Linked DNA regions of Mus musculus: region 2 is linked to region 1. The links are chromatin loops, found by intact Hi-C in ENCODE. Cell type or tissue: left cerebral cortex. All regions are shown on one strand. Each heading gives the region's core, and the rest is flanking DNA. Links, peaks and the distances in the headings are about the cores only. Region 1 has its middle 11 kb from the start of Gsg1. Region 2 holds the start of Pbp2 (phosphatidylethanolamine binding protein 2).

What was found. A loop is a pair of places that touch in the nucleus more often than their neighbours do. Peaks named below come from ENCODE experiments on the same cell type or tissue, not always from the same donor. Only the 100,000 strongest peaks of a DNase experiment are listed, where the experiment ranks them.
Region 2: it touches region 1 in a loop (2.0-fold over the local background); 7 of 42 quality-filtered maps call a loop at or near these places.

The regions. Positions count from the first base shown.
Region 1 is chr6:135,257,142-135,273,310 of GRCm38, forward strand. No RefSeq gene overlaps it. Among named protein-coding and RNA genes, the nearest start is that of Gsg1, 11 kb to the left of the region's middle. In left cerebral cortex, for the core only: CTCF peaks have their summits at 3,561 (motif pointing left) and 7,191 (motif pointing right); no DNase peak of the experiment used is centred there.
Region 2 is chr6:135,305,657-135,321,825 of GRCm38, forward strand. It overlaps Pbp2 (phosphatidylethanolamine binding protein 2), which reads right to left and starts at 4,728. Exons shown (of 1, transcript NM_029595.3): 1 at 3,473-4,728. The coding sequence starts at 4,691. The coding sequence ends at 4,128. Gm36640 (a long non-coding RNA gene) reads left to right here. Exons shown (of 4, transcript XR_378071.3): 4 at 8,260-8,343. Gm36582 (predicted gene, 36582) reads right to left here and starts at 13,905. Exons shown (of 4, transcript NR_157238.1): 1 at 13,847-13,905; 2 at 10,081-10,181; 3 at 8,898-9,005; 4 at 6,499-8,749. In left cerebral cortex, for the core only: no CTCF peak of the experiment used is centred there; DNase peaks (open chromatin) are centred at 10,705 and 10,980; H3K27ac peaks cover 239 bases.

The sequences.
Region 1 (16,169 bases), core at 3,474-11,473:
TCTACTTGGAACTTGCTCTGTATCAGGCTGGCCTTGAATTCAGAGATTTGCTTGCCTCTGCCTCCTGGGATTAAAGGTGTGCACCACCATTCCTGGGCCAAAGCTTTTTATGGCCACTATTCCTCATGATCTGGATCATAGTTGTGCTCTCTATTTCTGGATTGTAGTTCATTTCAGAGTAAAAGTCCAAATGAGAACACTAACCAAGTTCCTTGTTTAACTGCAAAAGCATAAACAATAAGCTTAGCAGGGTGGGACCTTGCTTTGAGGTCACCACTCCCTGAATTTATTTATCTCTTTGAACATTGGATTCAGCTCAATTCTACTTCCTGATGCTCCTTTATTCTTTGATCCATGTTTTGTATTTTTTTCCCCTCAGCTTGCTCCTTTTCATTAAAACATTCTTCATGAGAGTACACATTAGTGCCCACACAACGAAATTTATACCAGGCTGTTTTGAGAATTCCTTTATCAAAGCAATTAATCAAAATTTCTTCCCCTTAACCTCAGGCAGACTCTTCAGAACAAGAAGCAGCCATATTCTTCACCAAAATATCACAAGAATATTCTCTAGGCCACATATTAACATTCTTCTCCTTTGACAACACTTGAGCCAGGCCCCCAAAGTTCAAATCACTCTCAACACCAATGTCTTCCATATTCCTACTAGGATGGCCCATTAAGCCCCACTTAGAATATTCCACTGCTTTTCAAAGTCCCAAAATCCACATTCCTTCAAACAAAAGCATGGTCAGTTTCTATCACAGCAATGCCTCAGTCCCTGGTACCAACTTCTGTCTCAGTTAAGGTTTCCATTGCTGAGAAGAGACAGCATGACCAAGGCAACTCTTATAAAGGACAAAATTTAATTGCGGTTGGCTTACAGGTTCAGAGGTTCAGTCCATTATCATCATGGCAGGAAGCATGGCAGCGTCCAGGCAGGCATGGTATAGGAGGAGCTGAGTGTTCTACACCTTTTTCCAAAGGCAAACAGGAGAAGACTAACCCCCATGTGTCTAGGAGGAGGGTCTCAAAGCCCACCCCCAAAGTGGGCACTCACTTCCTTCAACAAGGCCACATATACTCTAACAAGGCCACACTTTCTAATAGTGCCACTCCCCGGGCCAAGCATATTCAAACACTTTCCCTTCCCTTCTCTTCCCAAAACTTCCCTTCCCCCTCCCTTTCTTCTCTTTCTTCTTTCACAGCAGTGTCTCCCTATGTAGCCCAGGCTGCCTCCACTCTCTCAATCCTCCTGCCTCAACCCACTAAGTGCTGGGATTATAGATGGGCTTAGCACCAGGATGTCCTTTGCATGGCCACTTGAGCTGTTTGCTTCATTAGGTGGCTTATCTTGTTTTGTTTTGTTTTTTTCCATGACACTCTAAGATGTTCAAAGATATTCCTGCTTCACTCCTGTGATGTTTATTTTAGTATGGTGCCGATGGGATAAGAGCTGCTCAATCAATAGGATTCTAATGAACCACCTGTACTGGCTGGCTTTGTGTGTCAACTGGACACAGCTGGAGTTATCACAGAGAAAGGAGCTTCAGGTGAGGAAATGCCTCCACGAGATTCAACTGTAAAGCATTTTCTCAATTAGTGATCAAGGGGCAAAGGCTCCTTGTGGGTGGGACCATCTCTGCACTGGTAGTCTTGGTTCTATAAGAGAGCAGGCTGAGCAAGCCAGGGGAGGCAAGCCAGTAAAGAACATTCCTCCATGGCCTCTGCATCAGCTCCTGCTTCTTGACCTGCTTGAGTTCCAGTCCTGACTTCCTTGGTGATAAACAGCAGTATGGAATTGTAAGCTGAATAAACCCTTTCCTTCCCAACTTGCTTCTTGGTCATGATGTTTGTGCAGGAATAGAAACCCTGACTAAGACACCACCTAAAGTATCCAGGCAAATAAGAAAGAATGTCAGGTCAACACAGAAGGAAGAGCCTGCCTTGCTCTTACTGTGTCTCAGTGGTCGAGATAGAATCTCACTGTGTAACCCTGGCTGACCTGGAACTCACTATGAAGACCAGGTTGTGCTAATGTATGTCCCTAATTCCACACTCCAGAGGTAGAAGGAGGAGGATTACAGCAGATTCAAGGTCAGCCTGGTCTAGTTGACAAGTTCCAGGCCATAAAACCCTGTCCAAAACAAAACAAAACAAAACAGCAAACAAACAAACAAACAAACAAACAAAAAACCTCCAACCAATCAAATAAATGAACAACAATTGCGACATTACTCAGTAAATTTTAAAGTAGATAAATACATAAAACTGCTATGGCGGCTCAAGTCTTTAATCCCAGCACTCCAGAAGCAGAGACAGCCTGGTCTGTAGGTCTACATGCTGAGTTAGATACCATCTCTCAGCTTCCAGAGAGGTAAAATTCAAAAGCTTGGCAACTGTCTCTTGCTGAGGGTTAGGAAGCACCACTCCTTGCACTGTGGCTGGTGGGGACAGGAAGAGCGACAGGGAGGAGGAGGAGCATTTGACAGCATCTACCGAAACTGCATGTGTGTTATCCCTCAACCCAGAAACCGCCTTCCAGAGTTTTACCCTGAGGACACACTCCCTACAATATAGAAATATGAATGCATGAAATTATTCATTACAATGTTGCATGGGACTCGGCCTAGACCATGTTGGAGTAGTGTCGTGCTATAAAACGCAAAACAATGCAGCATGCGAGTGACATCTGTGAACTGACAAGAGCTGGTTCTAGGTAAAATCAAATGAAAGTGTTCCAAGGGCAGGAGGGAACATGGAGCACACGATGCCTTTCATGTAAGAAAGGAGAGCAAAGCTGGCTTGGAGCCACAGGAACGGCAAGCCAGAGAACAAAAATGCTGATGGCGTGTTGAAAAGACAGGATGGAATGACTCTGGAGGGAGTGACATGAGACTTTGCAAGTGATAGGTTTGTGTTTATTTCTTTCATGTATGTGAGTACACTGTTGCTGTCTTCAGACACACCAAAAGAGGGCATCAGATCCCATTACAGATGGTTGTGAGCCACCATGTGGTTGCTGGGAATTGAACTCAGGACCTCTGGAAGAGCAGTCAGTGCTCTTAACTTCTGAGTCATCTCTCCAGCCCAGGTTTGATCTTTTAAAAGCATACCAGTGTCATACCTACTGAAGAATAAAATTAAAACAAGACCAGGAGGGAAAGAAACCCCCGACTGTACATAAACGGAAACAACTGAACTCAAGTATATTTCACATGAATATTGTGAGCACGCCAAAGGGTATGGACAAAACAAAATGCACTCGACGTGTTTTGGGAACACAGTCTTTAAGCAGTGTAAAGTCACTCTGAGGTGAAGCGGTCTGGGGGCCGGGTTAGATGATGTACTTTATCCGTCTGGTGGTAAAAATGTGGAGTGTTTGTGAAAGTGTGCCAGATGCCCTGTGGGAGGAGACAAATCAGAAAATGTGTCTGGGGCTGGAGGGAGGGCTCAGCAGTAAAGAGTGCTTGAAGCTGCTTCTGAGGATTGGCCCCAATAGGGGATGCAACGCCCTCTGCTGGCATCCTCTGGCACTGCTCTCGTGTGCACATACCTTCCTAGAGACAAGAAACTATACACGTAATTAAAAATAAAATAAAATCTTAAAAACATGATGAAAACTAAGGCTTAGGTGGACATTGTGAGTCTCTAGATATGAATCCCTAGAAGGATACAGTGTTGCTTCTGCAGTATCCTGCTGAGGAAGAAGCCAGCGGATTCAGAGTAATAGCGCAATCCTTAAAAATTGAATTTGTGCTGGGCAGTCCTAGGGCCTAGCCTTTAGTCCTAGGGCTCAGGAGGCAGAAGCAGGCGGCTCTCTGAGTTGGCAACCAGCCTGTCTGTCTACAGAGTGAGTTTCAGGACAGCCAGGTCTACACAGAGAAACTTAGTCTTGAAAAACCAATAAAAAGTAAAAAAGGAATTTGTAATCTTCAAATATGTTAACAGATGTGAAAAAAAAAAAAAGGCCCAGAGGCTACTAGACAATTCTCTACTGCTTTCTGGGAGTAGATGTAACCATCTGCAAAACTGGCTTTAGATTGCTCTAGGACCAAGGCTGGTGTCTGAACATGCCTTCTGACTCCACGTTCCTTTGGCTTCTGATTTCTGCCATCTTTTTTCAAAAGGGGAAGTGGAACCGTGATTCCCCAGAGTTCCGCTTCTCCTAGGTTAGTCCTAAAAGCAGGAAGCTGGCTCTGTGGGACTCCTACAGCTGGGAACCCGGGGCTCGCTCAGTTAACCTTTGCTGACTTAAGATGGGTCCAATCAGAGCAGCTTACTTGGTATCTGGAGCTTCGTGTGGAGGTCTCAGACTGAACCTGCTCTAGCCTAGTCACCGGCGTTGCTGAGCTCCCAGGTTATGGATATGGTGACCGAGATGGAAATAAGGCTGGATAGAGATTTTACCATGAAAGGTAGTTTAGCGAGCCAAACACGGCGCCTTACCTGCAATCTCAGCACTGACGAGGGAGAGGCGGGTGGATCTCTGGGAGTTCATGAAATTTGGCCAGGGCTAGCTACATAGGGAGCTCCAGGCTACCTAGGGTCATATAGGGAGACCCTGTCTCAAAATATCAAATGGAAAACAAAACTCCCCCAAATGAAAAATAGTAGTGTGCTAGACTGAAAAGAGTCCCCAAAATACTCGATCTCAATCCCCGAAGCTCGTGAGCGTTGCCTTCTGTGTCTGAAGAGACTTGGTTACATATGAGAGTGTAACTAAAACGACAAGAGAGGCAAGAGTAAATTAAGGTTCTCCTTGATCCTCGGGTGGTCCCCAAGTGCAATCCCACAAACCCTAATGGGCCGGAATGGAGAGAGCCACAGAGAAGAGGATCTCAGATGCAGAGATGGCAATGCTGAAGCCATGGATGAAGGGAGACTGAAGGTACCAGGAACAGGAAGCGGCCACAAAAAACCCTCTTGGGCGCTGGGCGCTGGGCGGCTCTGCTGCCGCCTTAACTGTGTCTTGACGAAACAGAGTCGAGGCTTTAGGCCTCCGGAACGCTCAGAAAAGAAGGCTCTCTTGTTTTAAGCCACAAAGTTTGTGGTAATTCTTAGGAAACTAATACAGTCACAAAACTGGAAATGGGTTTGTTTTACTGTGTCGCACACCTAATATTTTAAGGAGAGTTATGTCCCATGCTTTTAATTTTGCCTTCTCTGAATCTCCCTACTTTCAATTAACAAAAAATTAATATAGGGAGCTGGGAGTGTAACCCAGTGAGTGGAGTACCTGCCTAGCACGCGAAGAGCCCCGGGGCTGATCCTTGGTATCATATAGGGGATCATAGAGTCTGGTGCAGTGGTGGCAGCCTGGACGCTCAGCACGGCGAGGTGGCAGCATGAGGATGACAAGTTTGAGATTATCTTCAGCTACCCAGCAAATTGGAGGCTAGCTTGGGCTCCATGAGACCTTGTCTCAAAAACAGATAGAAATAAAAATAAAAAAATAATAAAGAAATAAAGAAATTCAACTGCATGCATTTGTTAGTCACACTGCCCTTAAATTTAATATATTTAAACTTATCAGGAATAATAAAACCTCGACTAGCTGGTCTTTATTGACCGTTTACAATGTGTCATTCACTGTGGTATGATGTTTCCTGTTTGTTTTTTGACTCAGTGTCTTAGTATGTATTATATTTCCCCTTCTGGCCTTGAATTTAACATTCTCCTGTTTCATAGTTACCCACAGGGAGAGGATTACCACACCTGGCTACTGTGGGGTTTTATTTTTTTTTTTATTTCTTTGAGGACATTAATAAAGATACTTTAATATAGAGTGGTGAAAATGCCCTCAATTCAAAATATACAGGTATGAAATCAAATAACAGCGAGAAAGAAATTTCACTATAGATTTAAGCACAAGAGCTACAAGACGAGAGGCATGAGGAGAGAGAGGGTGTGTCCTCCTCTAAGGGAGAATGACACTTCGTCATTGTCCTTGGAACAGTCATAGACAGAGGACTTTGGTGGGTTTTGAAGCTATTATCCTCAGAGAGTTGCTCATGGGAGGCAAATAAGTAAATAAGACCATAGGGTGGTTCCTGAGAGCACACGCCAGGGTTATAATGGCTAAGATAAAAGTCTGAGGCAGGAAGCTCTCTATGGTACTTAACTAATATAATAGAGTTCAAAGATGAACTCTGTGAAATGGAACTGAAAGGATGGAATCTGCAGAGAGGGGTTTTCATGGCATCTGGAGTCCTTGTAACCATCCGGGATCCAGACCGAGGTCTCCTGTCTTAAAATGGACAGGTGTTCAAAGGTGTCTGCTCTTGGCTTTGAGGGCTCTGGGCAGCATCCGGTGATTTTCTCATTTTTCTTTGACGAGTCTCCAGCTGCGTTCCCTAAGGGGCAAACGGCAGACACTTTAACATTCGGATCCCGTCTTGCCACTTAGTAAAGTATTTAAAAACTTCGAGGAATCCACTCTGGCTTACCTGTCAGTCTCAGGCCTGACTGTCATATTCTGGCTACCCCCCTTGCTGTGGTAATGGATGGTTTGCTAGGGAGACAATGGTGTGGGCTGCAAGTAGAGGAGGACTGTAGGATTCCTGCCAAAACACTGAAGGAAGTCATTGAACCTGCCTGTGGTACTCCACCTCTGAAATGGAGGCTCTAATAAAACATTCCTTGCTTGCTTCACAAGAATGCCATAAAGCTAAAATGGGAAAGACAAACCTCTAGGAACATTGAATTTAGACAGATATCTTTGCACGCTGCCTTTCCACACTTATAAGCCATGCCACTTTGGGAGTGCGTATCCCCCCCCCCCCCAGTTTTCTTCCTTAGTCCTCAATTTCTATATACAACCCTGGAGGGACTTAATTACAGATCGTTTTAGAATGCCAGGCACAGAATAAACATTGAACTGTTTATTCTGTTGGAATTCTGGTGGAATCTGTTGTTATCAGTTACCATAACTTATAGGAAGGAAATTTAAAAGAGAGAGGGAATCGGGACTATATTAGTTGTGTCATCTATGAGGTTCATGAAACCAGAGCCCGCAGTCAAGTCTGCCAGCGAGTTTTCACTTGTTAACGACAGTAAGCACCACAAATATGTTTGATACATACCGATCTTTCCCAGAGCGAGACTTTGCCTATATTTAGCTTTTTGAAAAAATATGTATGGGTGTTTTGCCTGTATAAGTGCCTGTGTCTCCTGTGTGTGCAGTACCCTCAGAAGCCAGAAGAGGGCAGAGTGTAATGCTGTGACTGGAGGATCTGTAACTCTGGAACTGATGTTATGGACACTTTCAGCTCCTTTGTGGGTGCTGAGAACTGAACTTGGTCCTCTGTGAGAGCAGCCAGAGCTGAGCCACTTCTCGTTGACTCCCACATTTAGATTTTATGCTCTAGGTCTTTTGCAAAACATCTTGTGCTCCGTGTGACTTAATGTGTATCTTCTCCTTCCCCTTGAGAATAGACAACATTTCTCTTTGGCCATACAGCCCTGCCAGACTTGCTAAGGACGGTGTGGATGTTCAGATATATTAACTGCTAATTTGATGCTCAAGGGAAGCTGGGGCTGTTAACTTTTTCGGCTGTTGGGTCCTCGGATGTTGTGTGCACATGGGGAGAACGCATTGTGAAGCTAAACCCTGGCCAGGGATTTGGAACCTCTTACTTTTTTTTTTTCATTTTTTTATTAGATATTTTCTTCATTTACCTTTCAAATGCTATCCCAAAAGTCCCCTATACCACGCCCCCCTGCCCTGCTCCCCAACCCACCCACTCCTGCTTCCTGGCCCTGGCACTCCCCTGTACTGGGGCATATGATCTTCGCAAGACCAAGGGCCTCTCCTCCCATTGATGGCTGACTAGGCCATCCTGTGCTACATATGCAACTAGAGACATGAGCTCTGGGGGTACTGGTTAGTTCATGTTGTTGATCCTCCTATAGGGTTGCAGACCCCTTTAGATCCTTGGGTATTTTCTCTAGCTCCTGCTTTAGGGGTCCTGTGTTCCATCCAATAGATTACTATGAGCATCCACTTCTATATTTGCCAGGCACTGGCATAGCCTCACAGAGATAGCTATATCAGGGTCCTGTCAGCAAAATCTTGCTGGCATATGCAATAGTGTCTGGGTTTGGTGGTTGTATATGGGATGGATCCCCATGTGGGGCAGTCTCTGGATGGTCCTTTCTCCTGATAAGTGGATATTAGCCCAGAAACTTAGACTACCCAAGATACAATTTGCAAAACACATGAAACTCAAGAAGAAGGAAGACCAAAGTGTGGATACTTCATTCCTTCTTAGAATGGGGAACAAAATATCCATGGAAGGAGATACAGAGACAAAGTTTGGAACCTCTTACAAAGGAACGTGGGCACAACCCTCTGCTTGGGGCCTACATTCACAGGGGCATGAGTGAAAGTAGGTTGTCCACAGCAAAGAGTCTTGGTTAGGCTGCCTTTTGATCTCTTTTGAACTGATGCCTGTCCTTAGTCCACACACCAAAGTCTGACTCTCTAGCTTTGGGGGGTTTAAATACATCACGATGTCACTTTTGAGCCTTTAGTTTCTGGGTTTTAATACAGGAATGTTAATATAGGGTATGTTTGCTTCACAGGGTTGCCAGGAGCATCTGAGATTAGCATCTGCAGGAGCCACACCCACTGTCAAGCATAGCACACTATAAGGGACTATTATGATGTCACTCACCCAAGGTCTAGAAATTGGTAGCTTCTCCCTTCAGAGGTGACAATGAGCTGTTTGCAAAGTACCAATATCTCTTTGGCTATTAGAAGGGAATCTGGGAATGAGGTCCCCTTGGTGGCCTTAGTTTCAGAAATGAGGTCCTTTGGTGGTCCTGGCTCTCCACAAATAACTGAGATTGCTCTGAGGTAACCCAGGTACAGCTATGGCTGTCTTTCAGGAGCTGGAGACATGCACAGATTTGCTCTCTTTTTTCCAAACACTCACACATTTGTCTTGACTAGCCATGGTTTTATCTAGAACCCCTTGGAGTGACTGGTGGGTATTCAGGCCAGGGCTGTCTGTGAGTGGAGTCTGGAACAGATTTCCTGAGGGAAGGTCTATTATGATATGGTGACTCACTCAGACTCCAGGTCCTTTGGAACCTTAAGCCTGTCCTAGTGTTAAGACTTGAAAATGAAAATGAAAATGAGCCTCAGAGACTCATATGTTTGGAATCTAGGTTCCCAGCTCATGTTTGATACTGTTTTGGAAGATCCGGAAACCTTTGGGACACAGGGCCTAGCTGAGGGCCACCAGGGTCAGGCTGTGAGAGACTTAACCTACCTCCAGTTCTAGTCTGGCCTTCTGCTTCTGTGTATGTTTGTGTTTACCACAAAAGCTGGCCTTGAACTCCGCATGCAGCTGAGAATGACTCTGACCTTCTGGCTCCCACCTCTATCTCCAAAGTGCTGTGGTTACTGGCACCTCCCACCAGGCCCGTCTTGCCACAGTCTTGGAGACAGAACCCAGAACTTTGCCTGTGCTAGGCTGGTGCTCTACCAACTGAGCTGTATCCTCAGTCCCCTGCTCTCTGCTTCTCTCACTCTTCCACCAACATCCTCCCAGCCTCTTGTCCCTGCTTTCCTGTCATCTCGAACGGACATCTCTGGAACCCGTGAGCTGCGATACACCTAGTCCCTGCTGAAGCTATTTCTGACAGACATTTTGCCACGGTGATAGGCTAGTAACAAAATAATTCCTGACGCTACCCAGCTTTCCTCTGTGTCTTGGTCTGTCAGGGGAAGGGACACATCACTCCAATCACACCCAACAGCTAACTGATTTAGGAGGAAACTTCCAGAAGCGAGGGTGTCTGAGACTGTCTTTTGTCACAGTAAGCAGGACAGGGCAGAGGGCATCTGTCCTTTGGAAGAGGCTTGGGTTTTCTCTGTTTATGTTCCTCAATGGCTCTGTCCCTTTCCTCAACGCACCAGGAAGCTCACAGACAATTTACCCCCTGCTGCTTGTTCTACTCATCACTGGAGGGGGTGTGACCTGTTGGGGTGACCACAAGCCCCTTTGAGCTTAACTAACAGGACTATCTGAATTACAGCATCAGAAGGGGCCTTGGTAATGTCTACTCGAATGCTTCATGTGAACAGAAGTCAGTGCTCACAGCCAGCAGTAAAGATGAGCCACCTAGCTAGTGCTCTGATACTTCCCACTGTGCAGAAAGTCCTCCCCCAACCTCTCACCCCCTGCTCCTTGCTCTGTGTTTCTGAGACTCATCCTCCTGAGTGCTGGTGTTACCAGTAGGTACCACCACACCCGGCATCTGAAGTTCCTCTTTGTGATAAGTAAAGATGCACACACCACCACCACCACCACCACAACCTGTGCTACCAGCAGCAGCAGCAGCCGCAGCTGCTGCCAGCAAACTTGAAAGGTCTTTGCTCCACTCCTCTAATTGAGGGAACGTCAACTTGGTACCCAGAACACACAAACCTCTCACTGATGTCTCTTTGTGTCTCTCTGTCCCTCTGTCTCTGTCCCTGTCTCCTGCTCCCTCTGTCTTTTGAGACAGGCTTTCACATAGTCCAGGGTAACCTTGAACTTGCTATGTAGGCCAGGATGTCTTTAAACTTGTAATGTCTGCACCCATCTCTCCAATGTGGGGGTGGTAGGTGGGTGTAGCCATGCATCAAACACTGGGGTTTGAACCCAGAGCTTTCTGCAGGTCAAGCAAGCACTTTACCAATTGAGCTATATCCACAACCTCCTTCTCTTCTTCTCTTCTCTTCTCTTCTCTTCTCTTCTCTTCTCTTCTCTTCTCTTCTCTTCTCTTCTCTTCTCTTCTCTTCTCTTCTCTTCTCTTCTCTTCTCTTCTCTTCTCTTCTCTTCTCTTCTCTCCTCTCCTCTCCTCTCCTCTCCTCTCCTCCCCTCCCCTCCCCTCCCCTCCCCTCCCCTCCCCTCCCCTCCCCTCCCCTCCCCTCCCCCCCCCTCCCCTCCCCTCCCCTCCCCTCCCCTCCCCCCTCCCCTCCCCTCCCCCTCCCCTCCCCTCCCCCCTCCCCTCCCCTCCCCCCTCCCCTCCCCTCCTCCCTCTTCCCCTTCTTTCTCTCCTCCCTCCCTCCTCCCTCTCTTTCTTTCTTTCTTTCTTTCTTTCTTTCTTTCTTTCTTTCTTTCTTTCTTTCTTTCTTTCTTTCTTTCTTTCTCCCCTTTTCCTTTTAATTGCCACCTCCTTATAAACTGGCATTTTAAATTGCTATTCTAGTCCCTAGTTGTGTGATGCATTTCCTACATTGAGGGAGGGGAAAGACAGATAAAGCAAAGAGTTGTTACACTGTAGTGTGTAAAGACAAGGATAGACAGTTTCTGATCTTTTCAAGTGGGGACATCAACCTGGGCTTCCCTGCCCTCTGCCCTGACCATTCACTTGTTCTGAACCCAGGTCTGGTCCCTTTCAAGTCCTCCAGGTCAAGGAGCAGTCTGTTTAGGTGACCCTGACACTCCCTGACACTGTCCACCCCACTTGCCCTGCTCTGGAAATCCAAGTCAAATAGAGAGCTTTCCTGTCTTTCCACACATGGCCTTTCATTCCCAGGCTGTTTCCACAGAAGGCAGGCAAGCAGGCAGGCAGGCAGCAGATAGAGGAAAGCAGAGCCAACATGGAGAAATGTGTTCAAGAACCACAGTAGCAATGATGCAGAAAGTGATAAGGAACCAAACGCCGTCGTTACTAATCAGTACAAGGATAACTACCGCAAACATCTTGTCGATGCAGATGCTAAGGTTACATGCTTGGAAATGCTCTGAAGTCTGCACAAGCTGCCCTGAGTGTTCTCAGCTCTTGGGGCCCTAACCAAGACATCTGCATAGGGAGGGAGTGTTAAGGATGGTGACAGTGTGCTAAAACCTTAAACCTTTTTTTTTTCCTTTTTTTAAATAACAGACTAGGCAGAGTCTGTTGGTCTTTGGAAAGCTCTGGGCTTTTCCTGAAGTCAGCTTCATTGTTGTATGAATTTTCCACCTTGGGATCAGCAGCCCTCAGTTTTCTTCTCAAAACAACTGATTAGGTCTTGGAGGGCTCCTCCTTTCCCTCTTCCTTCTCCCTCCTCCTTCTCCCCCCCTCCTTCCCCCTCCTCCTCTTCCCACCCCATATCCTTTTCTTCCTCTTCTTACCTTTTTACAAGTTTTATTTATTTATTTATCTATCTATCTATTTATTTATTTATTTAATGAGCATTGGTGTTTGAGCATGTCGGATTCCCTGGAGAACTGGAGTTGCAGACAGTTGTGAGCCACCGTGTGGTTGTTGGGAGTTGAACTCAGGACCTCTGGAAGAGCAGGCAGTGCTCTTAACTGCTGAGCCATCTCTCTAGCTCCAGCCCCTCTTCTTAGCTTTTTAGCCAGTCTCATGTAGCCTGGGATGTCCTTGAACTCTCTATGTAACGGAGGATGACCCTGAATCTGATCTTCTTGCTTTTACTTACTAAGTGCTAGGGTTATAGGCATGCACTGCTATGCTCAGCAGGTTTTTTTTTTTTTTTTTTTTTTTTTTTGTGAGATAGATCTCATGACATAGGCCAGGCTACTTTCAAATGTGCAATCCTCTTGTCTTAGCTTCCTAAATGTTGGGATTACACATATGGCCGCCATACCCGAGCATGGCAAGACTCTTTTTGAAGCAGCAAAAGCTGCACGGTCCATCAGTTGCTTCAGGCGGAAGCCTCACCTCTCCCCTCCAGACTGCAGGTGTCCTTGTGGGAGGATAATCACACCCACAGTCTGTCATTAATCCCTTTCAGGCTGCCCGGGCCTTTCATCCTGGAGCATGCCAAGACCCTAGAATAAAAGAAGCAAGAACTGTCATTAAAAAGCTAACATTTGCGTGGCCAGTACAGCAAGTCTCCAGATAGAGCCCATTACCAAACACATTTGAAGCTTTCAAGTTCTTATAAGAGGCTGGCTTATTCCAACGTCTGCAAATATCCGTGGCCAGAAGAGCTGACCCCTTCTGCCTTGTTTCCTTCCTGGTAAACGGGAGATAGAAGCTTGGTCTGAGCATTTTCTCCAACTCTGTCTCCTCAAGTGGGGGAAGCAAGGTAAAAACCAAACAAGAAAATGAAACATAGCGGTGGGCATTGGGAGCTGGGCAGACGGTTCAGGTGTGTGTGTGTGTGTGTGTGTGTGTGTGTGTGAAGTGCTGGTCGCACAAGCTTGATCTTCCTAGTTTGATCCTTAGAAGCCACATGAAATGCCAGGCACAGTGGTGTGTACATGTAACCGTAGTGCCGGGGAATGAGGCAGGCAGAGCGGCTAACCCAGCCTAATAGGTGCGCTACCAGCCAAAGAACGCCTGTCTCAAAATAAGGATGACAGTACTTGAGTAATAATGCTGCAGGCTGCCCTCTGGCCTCTAGGTGAGTGCTCAAGTGTATGCACACACAAATGCATGCATGCACACCTGCAACTCATGCACACCCCCATACATGGATATGTTGCTCGCGCGCGCGCGCGCACACACACACACACACACACACACCACACCACTTATTATCACCATCCTTTGCAACAAAAATACCCCAGGACCAAAGAGGAAGGGAGCTATAGTACTGAATTCTTACGACGGGCATCGCTGATGAGAGGGAAAGGGGCCTTTCGCCTTGGCATCTCAGAACTATTTGGACTCAACCTGCATGATATCTGCCATCAGCATAATTGTGCTTAATTTTTGGAGATGGAATTTGCACTTCACCAAGCTGAGAGTTGCACATCTTGGGCATAAACAGCAGCCACAATAAAGTATTGCAGTGAAAAGATCACTGTTGTTTCTGATTTTCTTTTAAAAAAATAAGCCATCAATGTTCACTAATAAAGGATGTTTGAAATATTGCCTCTGGTTCCAGTTCTGGGTGGGCTGGTGGACCTGGCCAACCATACTGGAGTGACCATATAGTCGGTCCTTTGGAGGTGGCCACACACATAGCTAGCAATAGTGGAAGTCACATGCCCCAGCATGCAATGGCTTTTAAATCCCCCATGGGCTACTGAGAGGGAGAGAAGAATCTCGTTTCCTGACCACCTTGTGTGCCATCTGCCTGGAGACGAGAGGAACCCGCTGGAAAGACCAGGACCTGCTAACGAAGGCAGAACTCTTCACAGGACGAGTGTTTTAAAAGCAATTAGTCCCCATCTTCCAGTGAGTGTCCCGTGTGTCTGCTGCCTGCAATGACGGACCTCCGCTCTCTACAGCTTACACCTGGCTCTGCTCTGACCCTTCATTTATGGTTGAGCTGGGAAGAGAGGAGATAGTTAACATTTGGCGGCTGCTTTCAGGAACAGGTACACGTGTGAAATCACCTCATTTTGTCTCACCAGTTTTGATGTTACCTGGGAGGTCAGAGGGCAGGGTGGTTCTGTGATCCTCCTCTGACACATTCGAGTCTAACACTGACGTACTTCCACGTGGGCCACTTCTGTGGTGTAAACATTTATTTACAGGTTTGAAAAAAAAAGACTCATATTTTGCCTTGTGGAAGAAATATCACCTCCGCAGTGACAGCAGAACATGGCTCAGAACTGACGCCTCAGCAGCTGACACCCTGACCTTTGCCATCATCTGACAGAGAGTTTTTCATCCTTAGTTTACCCCGAGTCTGAGGATCGTAGCCTGACTACAAGCTCAGGCCAAGGCACTGCCCTTCATCCCACACAACAATTATCTTAGAGGAAATAAATAGCTTCCTAAATAATACAACATCCATTTGTAACACCAGCCTTATTTGGGCTCCCATGACTTTGTTTTTGCTCGTTAGATGTATTGCTTGTTGACTGTAATAGCTTAGGTCTTATGACTCCATTAACATCTTTTTGAAATAGATAACATGTTTTGTGGCTCAGAGATCCCGAAAACAGGGAGATGATGTGGCTTCTGGGCCTTGACCTAACTGTTCCTGTGGGAGGCCAGATGGCCTGCTCCTCATGATGAACTGGAGGGAAGAAATAACATGAATGTCTGCAGTTCATTTTGCATATATTAATACTTAAGTTTGTGTTTCATAATACACTCAAGGCAGTTGTCCTATGAGCACATTTACTGCTCAGGCAGCCTCCGATAAATTCAGTGGGCTTGCCTTTCTGCAGGCAGCTCTTACCAGCCCGCCCTCTCTCTAGCCTGCCCTCTTCAAAGCAGCGGTAAAACTGATTTGAAGCAAGCCACATTCTTCCCTACTGACTTTTCGTGAAGCCTCCCCGGTAATAGTTATGCAGAACAATGACAAGCGAGATACAATTCACCAGACACAGTCAACTAACAAAGATTTGTGGGATCTTTTGTGGTCTGCTCAGGAGCTAAGTATAGATACCTGATCCAGAAGAGGTGGGGGAGGTGACCCTTGTCCTCACACACACACACACGAACAATCAGATCATAGAGCTAAAGATAACACCCAAGAAGGAAGGATTATTAAATGGTGTCGATGTATATAAATTATGTGCCTGGTCTCTTCCCAGAATATTTGAAAATGTTTTCCTATAGATTAAGAGATGGTTCAAAAGTGCTTGCCATGCAAGAATAATAACCTAATAACCCGTGTCTGAATCTTCAGAACCCACAAGAAACCAGACATAGTAGCCCACGTGTGTAATTCCGGCAGCCCTGTGGAGAGCTGGGAGGCAGAGACAGGAGAATTCTTAGAAACTGATTGGACAACTGTAGACCATGGGAAAACAACAAAAAGAGCATTGTCTCCAATAAGGTAGAAGGCAGAGATAGACACCTCAGGTTCTCTTGATCTCTACATATTCACTGTGGGATATGTATACCCCACTAACATTCACAATAATCAGTGTACACACACACATGCACACACACACACACACACACACACACACTCACACACACAGACACACACAGAGGGAGAGAAAGACAGAGAGAGAGAGAGACAGAGACAGAGACAAAGAGACAGAGATGAGGGCCTTGACTTTGAGGAGCTAGAAAGCTTGTATTAATAATAATAATTATTTATAACAATATAAGTGCATTGGTATTTGTAGTGAGCATGACAATCCCTCTGAGAAAGATGTGGGAGGAAGAAGTAAATTTTGTATGTGTGTGTAAATCGTACAGTACATCAGTTAACACCTGCACAGGAAATGGGTTTGAGCAGAGAAAAGAAACCTTTGCCCGAGGGAGCCCAACCCTTTCATAGTGGGCAGAAGGCAAGCTTGACTCAC
Region 2 (16,169 bases), core at 3,737-11,736, 49 kb after region 1:
CCATCCCAATACTCTTAGTTCAGCACCCTAAATCTGCCCTCAACTTTAGTTGCTCAGTTACCGTCTCCTTGTTCAGCAGCCCACAACTTCCCTCAGCCTAGTTGCATTTCTAATCTCCCACCTGGGCAAGTGGCCTATGGCCATTCCTCCCAAGATCTCACATGGCTGGTCACCTTTTCTTCTGAAACATATTGAAAACTCCCTTCCTCCTCTTGCATCTCAGCCTGTCTGCAGGAACCTGGAAGTCCACTTTCCTTTTGCCCAGCAATTGGCCCCTGGCATTTTTATTGATTGATTAAGAACCAGTTGGGGAACAGGACCTTAGTATCAGAATCAACTCCTACACTTTCCTACTTTACACAGCCTTGAATCACTTTAGAGAAAAGCTTCTATTAATTGCCTAGATCAGATTGACTTGTGGGTGTGTTTGTGGAACATCAGGTGGCCCAGCCCACTGTGGGCAGCATCATTCCCTTACAAAGTGGTCTTGGGCTGTATAAGAAAGCAAACTCATCATGAGCTCAAAAGGAAGCCAGGAATCAATGTTCTTCTGTGGCTTCTGCTTCAAGTTCTTCCTTGGGTCCTTCCCTTAATGATGGGCTGAGACCTGGAAGCCCCTGAACTGCTTTTGGTCATAATAAGAGTGTTTATCATGATAACAAAGAAACCTAAGAAACCTAGCACACTCAGGTAACTGTGTGCTTTGAGTTGTGCTGTGTGTGCGTACATGTTTATGTTCGAATGTGTGTGTGTGTGTGTGTGTGTGTGTGTGTGTGTGTGTGTGTGTAAGCAAAAGGGCAGTTTAAAAAGCTCTATGACGAAAGGGAATATACTTACAATTCTTAATGCTATAGGCCTAGCACATATCTGATACATAGTAAAAACCTGGTAATATTACACTATTAAGAGGAATGGATATCTGTCTTATTTTACCCAATAAAGCCACACCTACTCCTACAAGGGCACACCTCCTAATATTGCCACTCCCTATGAAGCCTGTGGGGGCCATTTTCATTCAAATCACCACAGACATTTCCAGACATGTTCTTAAGATAGAACAGAGAGGTCGTAGAGCCGGTGTTTGAACTAGAGTTTGATAGACCTGAGTGCTGATACCTGTTTCATGATTTATTCTGTGTGACTTTGATAGTTTCCCCCTCCCTTTTCAGTAGACTTTCTATCTGTAACACAAATTTGTAAAATGGGGAAGAAATACATGGCTCCCACGTTCAAGAACATTAATGATATTCATGATATGCAATAGAGCATCCAGTCAAGTACTAGCATATAGCAGGCACTCAACTAGTTATCAGAAGACCATGTGTGTGTGTGTGTATACATGTTAGTGTATTTGTGTGTGCATAGTGTATGCATGCATGCTCATATATGTGTGTTCCTGTGCATGCATATGTGGAGGGCAAGGGCTGCTCTTGGTGTCTTCCTCTATTGGTCTGCATTTTGCTTTTTGAGACAGGAAGTGTAGGAAGAAAGATGTCCTGAGTTACTTTCCCAGCCTCTAGGAGATTTTTTCCCCTGACTCTTCTGTTTCCTAAGAACCAGGCTCGAGGGAAGAAACGGATGTGGCCAAGGGAGCAGGGGTAATGGTAAAGAGACTAGAGAGGCACGATAATGAATCTTACAGATTTAAATTTTTGTCTGTGATGAGTCACATTGATGCATATTGCTTGACCATCATTTAAAACTAGGAATGGGTGAAAAGATGGCCCTTTTTACTTATATCATTTGGACTTTATACAGAACCCTTGTGAAGAGTTGAAAGGCAGCAGCCTCCAGGGCTTGGCCATCAGACTGTGGCTTTGGGATGTTTTGAAAAGGAAGCATTTCTTTCAGAAAGATGCCACTGTGAGCCCAGGCATACTCTTTAGTCCCTACTGGCACCCCAGCTATGTATCCCTGGGAGTTGAACCTGCCAACCCACAAGCTACAATGTGTAATAAACTTGGGCTGAGCTGTTGAAGGTGGTAGATTGTGTGAAGGAATCTTGCTAATTAAGCCAGAAGACCAAGTTCAAATAGATCACATATATTCTAACCCAGGATGAGCTTAGGAGACAGTTAGACACTTGAGTCTCAGTTTCCCCATCTATAAACCACTGACAGCAGTGTAGGGGTAGTTGACTTTTGCTGTATTAAAGATTACCCTGAAAATCTGTGTCTTATAAACAGACAAGCATTTGTCACATACAGATTCTGTGGGCTGAGAACTCCAACGTAAGGAGCCCATTGGCAGGGCAGTTGTGGCTCTGTATCTCCTGTAAGGTCGTGGGTCACATTTGTGACCTAATGGATGCAACTCAGTAATCAAGGGAATAAAAATGTTGTGATCATCCCAACAGGTGCAGAGAAAACACTTCAGAAATCGACACACTTTGGGGATCAAGTAATTAGCAAACCAGGACTAGATGGAAACTTCCTCAACAAGGTACAAGGCATCTCTGAAAACCCAGGGCTAGCATCACATTAAGAGAAGAGATTGGATGGTTCCACAGAAGGTCAGACACATGACAAAGATGCTGTCCTGGCTCTTTTGATCTCTGATTCTATTAGTGGATCTAGTTAGGACAATCAGACAGGAGCTGGATCAAAGAGAAAGAAAACCATCCCTATTCACAGAAGGAATGGTCTTTTACATACATACATACATACATACATACATACATACATACATACATACATACATACATACACATACACACACACAAACAAAATCAAGAAAAACCAGTTATCATCTAGCTCTATAACTCAGCACTTAGCAAGCTAAGTCTGGAGAATTGCTGTAAGTTCAAGGCCAGCCTGGGCTACATAGTGCATAACAGGCTAATGTAGCAGACCCTGTGTCTTGGTTAGGGTTTTACTTCTGTAAACAGACACCATGACCAAGGCAACTCTTGTAAAGACATTTAATTGGGGCTGGCTTATAGGTTCAGAGGTTCAATCCATTACCATCAAGGTGGGAGCATGGCAGCATCAAGGCAGGCATGGTGCAGGAGGAGCTGAGAGTTTTACATCTTATTCTGAAGTCCACCAGAAGGCTGGGTCCTACATGGTTAGAAGGAGGGTCTCATTGTCTACCTCCATAGTGACATACTTCCTCCAACAAGGCCATACCTACTCCAATAAGGCAATACCTCCTAATAGTGCCACTCCCTGGGGCAAGCGTTTTCAAACCACCACACGCTGACTCAAAAACCAAAGAAAAACAAGAGAAACCCCCACAAAACCAACAAGCATGATGGTACATGCCTATAATCCCAGCACTAGGGGGATAGAAGTAGGAAGGTCAGAATTTGGAGACTAGCCTGGGCTACATGAGACACTATAAACAAAACAACAATAATAAAAAACTAATAAAACCCCAGAAATGTTTTAATAAATCCACCAACCGACCAACCAAAGTAGTGAAACAATTACGATTCAACAAATGATTCAATAAGATCAACAACACAAAAATTCATCATATAGTTTGTTTTCTGCTTTAATTTTTTTAATTTGACAATAAGCAAACAGAATTAATGTAAACAACTCCCAGAATAACTATTTTTGTTCAGGACTGCATCCGGGCTCATGCCAAGCCAGCACACAGCAGAGGTGTCTTCCTGATTGCTTCTTAACAGAGCTCTGCTCTTTAATGGAGGCATAAGACACAGATACTTGTCCAGCTGTATGCCTAGGATCACCCAGATACTAAGTCTCTGGTTGTGCAGGTGGGAGACAGGACCTTCAGACAACTCTGAGAACTGGAACCACTGAGCACAGCTCCTGATTCAGAACAGAGGCAGAGGCCAGTCCTTGCTTTCTTCCTGTAGGCCTGGTCTTTTCCCTTGGATTTTGCCTTCTTTACTTTCAGAGTTACTGTTCTTTTATTACCAATATAACGAGTCCATCACAGTGCCAAATCTCCACCAGATGGAGCTTAAGTTTGATCAAAACCAACTGGGTGCAACTATTTGGAATCTTTAGGGTGAGAAAAAGTCATCCTAAACTACCTCCCTACAACAGCTCAAGAATCCCTTGGGCAGGTGGGAATGGGAAAAGGAAAGACATGCCACTCATTGCTGAACCCGATAATAATATGGCAGGAGTGGCCATGATCATCAAGAGATCCTCCTATTTCCCAGACAGCTGTTTGTACAGCTTTGGTACATAGCTGTCCCATTCTGCCTGGTAACACGTGCCGGCCACCGGGGCTCCCAGGTGATACTTCTTGCGGAAGGCTGCAGTTTTGAACTTCCCACGATGGTCTCCAGACCGGTTGGTGAGGATGGGTTCGTCACATCTCAGTGGCTTGTCCTGCTGGTACACCAGCCAGACATAGCGATGGAGGCCAGTGCCCTTGGGAGGTCCGGAACCCACGTAATCCGAGAGGACGTTCCCACTGCTGATGTCATTGCCTTTCATGTTGACCACCAGAAAATGGTGCCATTCCCTGTACACGGGTTTCTTCCTACTGGGAGCATCCGGGTCTGTGAGGATCAAGGTGTAGAGTTTCCCTGTGTCAAGGCCATCCCATGAAATGCTTCCGGGTCTGTGCTTAACCTGGGTGGGCGTCAGCACTTGGCCCAGCTCTTCCACCTCCGCCTCGGTGTAGGTGACCCGCAGTAGGTGCTGGGGCTGCTCATCCACTTCGTGGAGGCTCAGCGGCCCGGTCCACATGCTCATGTCTGTAGGCATGGTGAGAGGCTGGAGTGGCGGTTGGGTGCTGCTGAAGGCGCGTGCTGCGCTGAGAACTGGCCGTGACCACACAAGCTCTGCAGCCGCGGGAGCACACAGTTTTGTATTTTTATATACCTCAATGAATGACTCCCAAAGTTCAAATTTTTTTTTAGTGCTAAAATTAAAATATCAAGAACAAATTTTTACAAAAAATTATGAAAACCATAGTTTGAAAAGTACAAGATATTGTTGAACAGGATCTAAATAAATAAAGAGAAATCACTCCATGTTTGTGGGTAAGACTTGGGAATTAACAAGACATTAATATCCTCTAACTAAGATAGTGTGTAGATTCAATGAAAGTCCTGTCCAAATCGCAGCATCTTTGTAGAAACTGCTGAGTTTAGAATTTGTAAAGATGGATTTGCAAGGAGCCAGAATAGTCAAAGCTATCGTGGTAAAAGGAAAAAAAAAGTTGGAAGATGCCCACGTGTTCTAGTTTAAAGAGAGCACCAACCATACTAATGGAGACACTGCAGACTCACATAGTATGAGGGATCTGAGCAAGTACATCCAGATGTACAGCCATGTGAAGGGATTTTCCAACCATGAAGGCAGGCACTCAACAGGGGAGTTGGTTCTGAAATCATTGGACATTCATTCACAGGCAAAAGAGTAATGTCGGCCCCAAACCTAGCACCAGATAGAAGTTAATCAAAGCAGAATGCGTTAATCAAGTCAGCGACCTAAATGTAAGAGTTTAAAAGACTGTTAGAAGAAAACACGGGGCTAAATTTTTATGACTTTGGATTTGGTAATGGATTCTTAGCTATAACACTGAAATGTGGGCTGGCTCAGTGGATAAAGGCGCCCATTGACAAGCCTCATGACCTAGGCCCTATGTGGTAGAATTTGTTCTCTGGCTTTGCATATATGCACACATGTACTTTCTTACACACTCGTACACGCACACACTCACACACCCACGTAGCCACACACCGACACACTTGTGCACCCCAACCATCCAACTAACCAACCAAATAAACAAATAAAGCAATGTAACAAATCAAAAGCAATCAAATAAAATAACCAAGATATGATCCATAAAAGAAAAAGACAAACTGGATTTCATTAAAATTAAAATATATTCTGTGTTGCCCAAAGTATTATTATTAATGATGAGAAGAGGCTGGGATGGGCCAGCAAGATGGCTCAGTAGGTAAAGGTGTCTGCAACCAACCTCAGTATCTGAATTTGATCCCTGGGTCCCACACAGTTAAAGGAGAGAACTAACTCCCACAGGTTGTTCTCCGATCTCTGCACATATTTAGTAGAACACCCCCTCCCTTAATATCCACATTAAATATCCTTTTCAAGTACTTAAAATATAAGAAAAGGTGATATATGAAGTGGATTTTTAAACATTTTTGCAGATCATATACTTGGGAAATATCTTGAGTCTATAAAGGATTTACAATTTAATGATACATTTCAACTAATCTAAATAATGGGGCAAGGCTTTGAGTAGACATTTCTCTTAAGAAAATATACACACGGCCAAGAGAACATGAAGAAATGGTAGACGTTGTAAGTCATTAAGAAAGAGCAAATCAATGCCATATCCACACAGGGTGGCCAGGACAGAGAGTCCAATTCAACAGGGACCATTGGGCATGTGGAACAATAGAAGCCCTCAGAGACCTGGTGAAGATGAGAAACAGTACTGTTTGCTCCTCAAGTGACTGCCCATAAAAGTTACTTTACAACCCAGCATCAGTTTCTAGATATATACCCAAGAGAAGTCAGAATAAATGCCCACATAAAAACCTGTATATCAGTGTTTATAGTAACAGTGTTCACAATAGCCCAAAGTTGGAAGCAACCCAATGTCCATGAATGGGCAAGCAAAATACACGTATAAACAACGGGAACAGAATTCTATTCAGCCATGAAAGGAAACGAGGTTCTGACACATGCTATAACCCAGACTGACTTTGCAAACATAACGGTAAATACCCGTCAGTCAGAAACTACTACACCCTGGCCCAGGGGAAAGACTCAGTGGGTGAAGGTGTTTCCCAGGCAAGCCTAGTGACCCAGGTTTCATTCCCAGAACCCACCTAGAGTGGGAGAGTGAAGGCTGATAAAGCTGTCCTCTGACTCCCAATCACACCGTGGCATGTAAGTCTCTGCCTCCTTGAATCATGCACATAAACATACAATAATAAATAAACTGAAAAGAAAAAAAACCTAGTCTAAAGGAATCCACTTCTTCAAATATATCTAAGTGGCAAATCGACAGAGATGAATCTAGAAGTTGTTCGGTGGTTGCTTTGTGACGCAGGCCGGGGAAATGAGGAGCTGACAGCTAAAGGGCACAGGTGTTGATGGCTTACGTGTATCTGTAACTGTTCTAAAATGCCATCAACTGTGCCTTTTAAGTGGCTGAATTATATGGCATGTGAATTATATTTCAATAAAGACATTATATAAAACAAGCAAAAAACCCAAATGGGATTGGCAGTGAGTGCAGGTATCCAAAGACTCCCTGGGGGACTGGATGCTCTTCTTTCTAGCTATTCTTGCCTGTTATCACGATGTGGGCTTCTCCGAGGGAGCTTGAAGTACTCACAGACATCAGCTATCTTGCTCAGAGGGAGTCACCCAAGACAGAATGAGGTGAGAATTGCAATGTTCATGACAGTCTAATCCTGGGGACTGTACCCCTCATTCTTGCAGAGTCTATTGGTTACACAGGTCAGCCCTACAGTGTGGAGTGGCTAACCAAGGGCAACAATACCAAGGATGCCAATCCTTTGGAACCAGTTAGAGCCTGGCTAGCACTAGCCTGCAGGAAGCTTTCATTATGAACTGGGGCATTAAATATAAGACACTTGGTAAATGTTAACCTGCTAGGTAAATATTCAATATCCATTTTAATGTTGACCTAGATTGTGCAAAGCGAGATGTGACATGTTCATATTTACTATTTTATTCACTCAGAGCTCTCACAGAGTCATCCAGGATCCTTCAGTATCACAAGTACTGTTACTCCTTAGAAGGTCCATGCTAGCATCCTAGCTCTTCTGGCCTCCTCTCCTACCCAAAGTTTTCCAGCTCACTGGCTCCCCTCAGCTACTCTTTAAAACTCTGCTAATTTCTGTGATAGTCTCTCTGTGTCTCTCTCTGTGTCTCTGTTTCTCTCTCTCTCTCTCTCTCTCTCTCTCTCTCTCTCTCTCTCTCTCTCTCTCTCTCTCTCTCTCTCTCTGCTGTGCTCCTGTTTCTCTCGTGCCCTGGTCCAGTTTTCTGGCTATGTTCAGTCTACTTCTTTCTCTCTCTGCTCTGGACTCTTTCCGATGCTTCTGGCTGTTCTCTCGTATATCTACAATAAAAACCTTCCCCTTGACCAGACTATGGAGCCGTGACACTATTGGTTTGCATACTTCTTTCCACCATGTGTGCCCTAGGGGTTGACCTCAGGTTGCTGGACTTTATGGCAAGCACCTCTACTTGCTGAGCCACCTTACTAGCCCCCTTAAGGTATATTTTTGAGACTGTTTGTGTCTCTATTTTCATTTACTGACAGGAGAAAAAGCAGATCCAAGGGGGAAGCCGTGACTCTAAAGTTTACCAGGAGCAAGACCCAGAGTTCTTTGGTTTCTTGGACTTGCTTGTGAAGTCAACATGGCTTTATCTCCTCAAAGCTGAAAGGCATGCTGCAAAATTAACACAGAGAAGAGAAAACAAGCCCAGGATGGACGGACGTGCCGGGTGAGTCCCGGGAGAAGCACTTTATACCCCCGCTTGTCTGGGCTGTGCTTCAGGCCAGCCCCAGGGGTGCGATTTCAGACAGGATGGAGATGAGGGTGTGGTAGCCAGATGTCTATGATCCACAAGCTCCCTGTCCTTTCAGTCACCTCTCCCTCCCATTCCAATGGCTTAGAAACACAGCACTCAAAGCTCCTAGAGGCCAGCCTCAAGGGTCACTTTAGCTGCTTCCTGGCGACTTTTGCTTAGGGTCCTTTCGCAGGCAGCCCGTAGAATTCAGAACACTTATAGGCACAGCTTCTGGACATCTAGGAAAAAATTGGCCATGAATTTTCATTTAACTTTCTAAGTCTGGTACATCATCTCCAGGGGACCCTCAGGAAGTGTCCGCACTCATTTAGTCCCAGCTGATTCACACAGCTGTGTAAGGTATTTCATGCTTTATAAATCATTTACCTGATCAAGACCAGCAAAATGACAATGCTAGTAGATGCGCCAGTGTAGACAGGGCAAATCCCACGTGGTTCCATCCCAAGATGAAGAGCTTCAGATGACCAATGGCTGCTGAAAGAGAACCAGTTGCCTTCTGGGACAAACTCCCACATATGTTGTCCAATCCCAAGTGGTCCTCACCAGACGCATACACGTTCAAGCAAAACTACATGAAGTTAGTAGGTTATATATACAGATTTGCACATATAAGTGTGTGTGTGTGTGTGTGTGTGTGTGTGTGTGTGTGTGTGTGTGTGTGTGTGTGTGTGTGTGATTTAGGATAAGGGGAGTTCCATAGGGAGAGAGTCTGGAGTGATGTAGATCAGTGCCCATGTAGAAAACCAAACTAAATCAAACCTTGTTAATCACAAAACAAATTGCTTACCATTTTATTCATTTTTTGGAACTGTTCATGAGTCTTAGTTATTGGTGGGACCCTGGCAGGTAGGCGGTGCCCTCATCCCCATGAAAGGGGATCTTCCATCTACCGTCGTGCATGGCTGCAAGCTGGCTTTAGATACCTTGGCTCGCTCTCCGTGTTTCCTTCTGATTCACTTTCTCTTTTCTTCTGCTGCAGAGGCCATGGCTTTCTCTTGACTAACAGCAAATCTGCTCTTTCTTAGGGGAGAGTACGACTAATAATTTTACTGGCCCTGGTGGCCATCCTAACAGGATTACCTGGAAACTTCCTTTGGAAGTTAATGAAAAGACTGGGAATCTTGCCTGGGGACTACAAGATGAGGCTATGATAAGATGAGAATCGAGTCTGGATTCTCAGAGAGCTCTTGAATCTCAGGGTGGAATATAGAGGACAGAGACTGAGCTCAGGGGTTGAACACTTGCCTGGCAAGCTCAAGGCCTAGGGTTTGGTCCTCAGTGCACTCTCTGTGTCTCCCTGTCTCAGGGACCTCTGTGTCTCTGTGTCTCTGTCTGTCTCTGCCTATCTCTGCCTGTCTCCTCCTTCTCCCTCTCCCCCTCCCCCTCTCCCTCCCCCTCCCTCTCCCCCTCCCTCTCCCTCCCCCTCCCCCTCCCCCTCTCCCTCCCCCTCCCCCTCTCCCTCCTCCTCCCCTCCCCTCTCCCTTCCCTCCCCCTCCCCCTCCCCTCCTCCTCCCCCTCCCCCCTCTCTCTGTTGTGGAATCATTCTCACCTTCCAGGCTCCTTTAGGTTGGACCTGTTCAGAAGGCCTAGCTTGCCTTCGGCTCCATCATGGTGCAGGCTCTTGCCCCATGAGTAGAAAGTTCTGTTCCTCTGAGGGCAAGGGGAGGTCAGAGAATTTGCCTTATGCAGTGATGTAGTTGCTCTTGTCATGTGTGGCCTCTTTCTCACCCAATTGTCCTTATTGTCTAAATTTAATCAAATTATAACCCATATCCTCTCCTTCTTCTGGCAAATTTATTCTAAAAATTAAACACACTGAAATGAAGTCCCCCCTCCCATTTCTCCCCTGCTTTATTCTTTCCCTAGCCTTCCTGCTCATTTTTCTTCCCTGCCTTTGTAAACTTGTGTAGAATGTTAATATTTTAAGGCTGGCTGTGCCCTTCCCACATCCCTACACAGAGAAGTGAAGGCTAAACAACTAAGACCTCTGCCATACAGTTACACCAGACCTTAGGATTCTCCACTGTCATACAGAGCCCACACAGAACACAATGGGCCATTACTTCTACCTCAAATCTTAAGTAGGAAATTTTATTTTCCCACTTCCTGAATGTAGAAGCTATTATTCATAGCTCTCCACTCCCACTCCTAGAAACGCCACAGTCTTAGCTTCCTGTGGGTGGCCTGGAAGGGTTCCTGAGTATGTGCTCAGGGTTGCTTTCAGCATCTGTAGACTTGGGCCTGGTTTGCCTGAGTAGCTGAAAGTTTAACAAATAAATTGCCACCTAGGGACCTGTAGTCTCAGAGCTTTCTACCTTTCCCCTCTTGGTTCAATGTTCTTTCTCCGTTTTATATATATATATATATATATATGTTGTGTGTGTGTGTGTGTGTGTGTGTGGTGTGGTATGTGCACATTGTGCACATGGGTGGGCATATGGAGGGTGGAGGAGGACTTCTGCTACCCTGCTCTATCATCACTTTCCACAGTAATTCCCTGACACAGCCTCTCACCAAATGTGGAGTTATACTTCAGTCATCCAGCCCCAGTGGCCCTCCTGTCTCTGCCCCTCTGCATGCCTGCCCCAGCACTGGGGTTATACCTGGCTTGTTATGAGAGTGTTGGGATATGAACTCAGGTCCTCTTGCTCAGGTAGCAAGCAAGTGTTCTTGCTTTGCCATCTGTCCAAGGAAGCCCAAGAGAACTGTCTGTTCCCTAAGAAAGCAGTGTGCTTCTAACGACGTAAGTAAAGATGGTCTGATCCATGAGAAAGCAGCAGAGGGTAGATCATTAAGTGAACTTGGCTGGATCAAGAGCAACTTTGAAATGATCTCAGACGCAGAAACTTCATCAAGATTCCATCGAGCAGGATGGAAAAAGTTTTAATGATTTGATGAGAAAATCAGAAAAGCTAAAACAAATGAAATGCAATAGACATTCAGAGAAAAAAAAAGGGAAAAGTACTATTTGAATATTTAAAATGAACATGAAAGATACAGAAAAATGTTACTTTTCCAAAGTTAAAAGAAGCTAAAAATTTGGAATATTTGAGTGCTATATTTTCAAGTAATTGTTATTGTTGCTGTTGTTATTATTATTATTGTGGTGGTGGTGCTGATGGTGATGGTGGTGATGGTGGTGGTGGTGGTGGTGGTGGTGGTGACATTGTCAGGGTCTCATGTAGCCAGGATGGCCTTAAATTCTTATTAAGACTGTCATGCATATATTTTGAAGCCACACTCTGTGCTGTTCCTAAGGTTGATTGTCTGTCTGTCTGTCTGTCTTTTGAGATAGGGCTTCTTTGTGTAGCTCTGACTGTCCTAGAACTCTCTGTAGACCAGGCTGGCCTCGAACTCACAGAAATCTGCCTGTGTCTGCCTCCCAAGTACTGAGATTAAAGGCATGCACCATCATGCCCAGCCTGCTCCTGAGATTCCTAGTAAGAGAGGAGGTATAGGAGGTCCTGGCTTTAAGCTCAGATTCCCTTGTGGCCTCTGTCGAGAGTCTGTCATTGGCCTCTATAGATAAGATAGTGTTGAGGACACATCTTGAAGAGAGAATCTCAGAGCCCCACAGAAGAACTGAGCAGTGCTGGGAATGAAAACAAGCTCCAGGCCTAAGGCAAGAAGGCGAGTGAGTCCACACTGAAGCTCTCACCCACTACAATTGTACCACACTGAGGCTCTCGCCCACTACAATTGTACCTGCCCCGTGACTAAGGCACATTGATGAGATTCTCTAGGGACCCAGTGTGGACTCAGAGATTCTATCTATGTTTGGAATTGTATCCCAACAGAAAAGATGGTGAGGTGTAGAGAGATGGCTCAGTGGTTAAAAGTTCATATTGGCTAGGAGATGATCTGAGTTTGGTTCCCAGTATCCACATTAGACAGCTCACAACCATCTGTGACTCCAGCTCCAGGGAATCTTATTTGTGTGGTCTCCTAGAAAACTTAAACACACACACACACGCACACGCACAGAGTCACAGACAGACACACATACACACACACACACAATTAAAAATACCTAACAAACAAAAAAGCAGCAACAAATAAAGATTGTGGAAATGTAGCCCAACAGAGGCCCAGGTAGAAATTCTGAACAAATCTCTAAAGAATATGTCGATTTGTCAGGTGTAGCCATGCTAACTTATGACCTCAACAGAGACCCAGAACAGGGTTGATTTAGCTACAGGTTTGGATCCTCTTGCTGTTAGAGTCATAGAAATGTCTTTGGGAGTTTAGTTCAGAGGTGGCAGGAGGTATAGGGCAGGGGAATTGGATGTGTCTCCGGAGCTAGGCTCAGTATCTCTGGCTTCTCTGAGCATCTCCCCGGTGTGCAGGGCTTTTGCCCTCCATGGCCTGAGTCAGATATGGTGATTCACACCTGTAAATTTTAGTGCCCCGTAGTCTGAGATGGATGGGTTGCTTCAAATTCAGTCTAGCTTGGGCTACAAAGTGAATTCCTTACCAGCCGGGGCTACACAACAAAACCCTGCCTCAACACCAACAATCACAACCACAACACCTCCATACAAACAAAACGAAAGAAACAAAGCAGGGGCACCGGCAACAGCTCAGTCTGCAGGGTGCTTGCTGAGGACCCACATTTGTACCTCCAGCACTCACGAGGGGTAACATACACCTATAGTCATGCCAGGGGGAAGGCAGAGGCAGGAAGACCCCTTGGAACTTGCTAGCCAGCTGGGCTGGCCAAATAGAGGGACTCCAGTGAGTGATCTTGTCTCAAAAAAAAATACAGCATATGGAGAAGATTTGGTGGACAAAGCAATTGCTATGCAAGCATGGGGACCAGAATTCATATCCCTGCATCCCAAGTAAGATTTGCGCCTGGTGACCTGCATCTACAATTCCAGCGCAGGGGGCAGAGACAGGCAGATCTTGGTAGTCACCGGCCAGTCAATGATACAAAAACAGTGATTGTCAGGTTCAGTGAGAGACTTGTCTCAAAATTTAAGGTGGGGAAGTAATTTAGTAAGACATCCCATTGACCTCTGGCTTTTAGTTCCATCATGTACACAAGTACGTGTGACACACAGGCACAGAGACACAGACACACACTCACACACAGTCACACACAAGACATACACATGCAGAGACATATATAAGACACATGCAGAGACACACACAGGACACACACACAGACACATGCACAGACACCTCCACACCTCCCACAGACACACAGACACACACCCATAGAACCCCCCCCCTCCCACACACACACAGACACACAGACCCACAGACCCACAGACCTCCCCCTCCCACAGGCTTTGTTGAGTCTGAAGTCTTACCACATTTTTCAGTAGACATCCCAGGGGCAAACAAATTCCAACAGAGCTGGAGCCAGGTCAACCTCTCATCAAAAGACGTGTCATTTATGGCCTTGCGGGTGTCACCCTGAAATTCTTGGATGTCAGTATCTCCGTTGAAAAGGACACAACCACCTCTCCCTCAGATACCCCAGGCAAGTCCCAGAGGATGGGTGTTCCCCCTGTGGAATTATTCACACATTCTTTGAGTGTTAGGAGAGTTACTCAGCCACCAGAAAACCAGTCAGGACACCCAAGTCTCCAGAGCCAGGCTATAGTTCACCAGGTTCAGTGCTCAATTCTCCCTCACGTTCTGTTTCCTTCTGTAGCAGGTGACAGGGACATATGAACCAATTGATTGCATACCGATTTACACACACACTCATAAAAAGTATCTTGTTTTTGAAAGTATCAATCAATACAGACTTAGAGTGGGTTGGGAGGGACTTATTTAAGAAAATAAAGCATAGCACACCTTTTGCTTCATCGGAGGCTTTGGGACACAATCGTAATGAGGAACAGCTTTGTGAATTGTTGTTTGGGTTCCTTAATGGCCTCTAGTAAGGCGTTCACTGTCATATTGTTCATATCAGGCTCATTTGCCATAGTCTCTACTGTCTTTCTAAATTGTTATATTGCATTTAGTGTGTGTGTGTGTGTGTGTGTGTGTGTGAGCATGCATGCTATGGCTCACATCTGGAGGTCATAAGACATAAGGGAGTGGGTTTTTTTCCTTCTATCATGTGGGCTCCAAAGCTCCAACTGGTGTTGTCAGGCTGGGTAACAAGTGCCTTCATCCTCTGAGATGTCTTGTGTGACCTCTTCTGTCTTTCTTGCTGGGAATTTGGCGATCACCGCAGATCTTCATTCGCTAGTGTTTGTGTATGCGTTTGTGCAGCTCACAAACTCCTTCTCATGTCCCGCAAAACCTTAGATGGTGAGGATATTGGTAAATGGAGTCCTCTGTGTATTTCCGTAGCGGGCATAGCACTGTAGTGCAAGCCCAGATGGTGTATGACAACTTAGCGCCACATCGCAGAGAGTTTTCAGTCTAAGGATTTCATAGAAACACCTAACTAAAGGACCACAGGGTCGTTCTCATGCGTAAATCCTAGCTTGTAACTGACCACTCGTTCTCCTGTTCCTGGATGGCTCTGCCATGTTTTCTCTCTCCCCTTTGTCGCTTTTATAAACAGTGTAGCAAATGCTTCCCCAACTACAAGCCTTCATTACGGGTCCTGCCTTTGTATCTGCTGCCTCCCCAGAGGCTCGCTTAATTACTAAGTACAAAATTATAGAGGCTTTTATACCAACTGCAAGATAGTTTTCCTGAATGCTACTAGTAATTTGTACTTTAACTGGCAGTATATGAATTAATGAAATCCTAGTTTTGCCAATGTATAATATCACCAAAAACAAAATAAAACAAACATCTGATAAATTAATATGTGTGAATGATATGAGCCAAATGTTGGCTGTTTTGCAGCTTTGAAGATGATCAGATTTCCCCCTCAAATCTGTTAATATGATGTGGTAATTCAAAAGGAAAATTAAAGCCCTATGTGGCAGTGAATAGCTGGGAGCTCAGCACTTGGGCGCAGAAGACAGGCGACTAAGGCATTAGGAGCAGCCTGAATGCCCAAGCCAGTCTGAGGTCAGCCTGGGCTATATGGTATTCTGTCTTTGAATTTTTTTTTCTTTTTAACTCACTAAAATATCTTGATTTTAAAAGCATAAATAAATATTTTAAATGTTTTATTACAGCCAACTAAAAAAAATTTCAACATTGTTCAACATTTCTGGCTAGATACTTTTTATATCAGGTACCAAGTAGAAGGGTAAGAAATACAAAGACAAAAACAAAGACAAAAAGCGCAAATTCCCTCCTTTCTAAAACCCCTACTATTTCCTTAGGATGGTAAGAGCAGGTGAAGGAGGCAGATGGATAGCAAGCATTCTACGGTCATGATGTAGTACAGTCTTTGAGTTACTTAAAAAAATGTATCTTCCAAAAGTTTCACAAGAGCAATGATTTTATTCACTAGATATCTAAGGTTTCTGGGGTGAAATAATTTGCTCAAACCGTGGATTCAAAGGCCAGCTTTTCAGCTCTGAAGCCCCTTCATTGAGAGAGCCTGCAGATTACATCAGGGAAGATGGGGAGAGGAGAGAAGGCGAAGAGCCGAAGGACCATAGTGTAGATTCACTGTTTGTGATGCACAGGTGGTTGAAGACCGCATTGGCTGAAGAGTCTAGAGGGAGACTTGTGATGAGGGAGGCAGAGGTGGAGAGTTAGGAAAGTCGG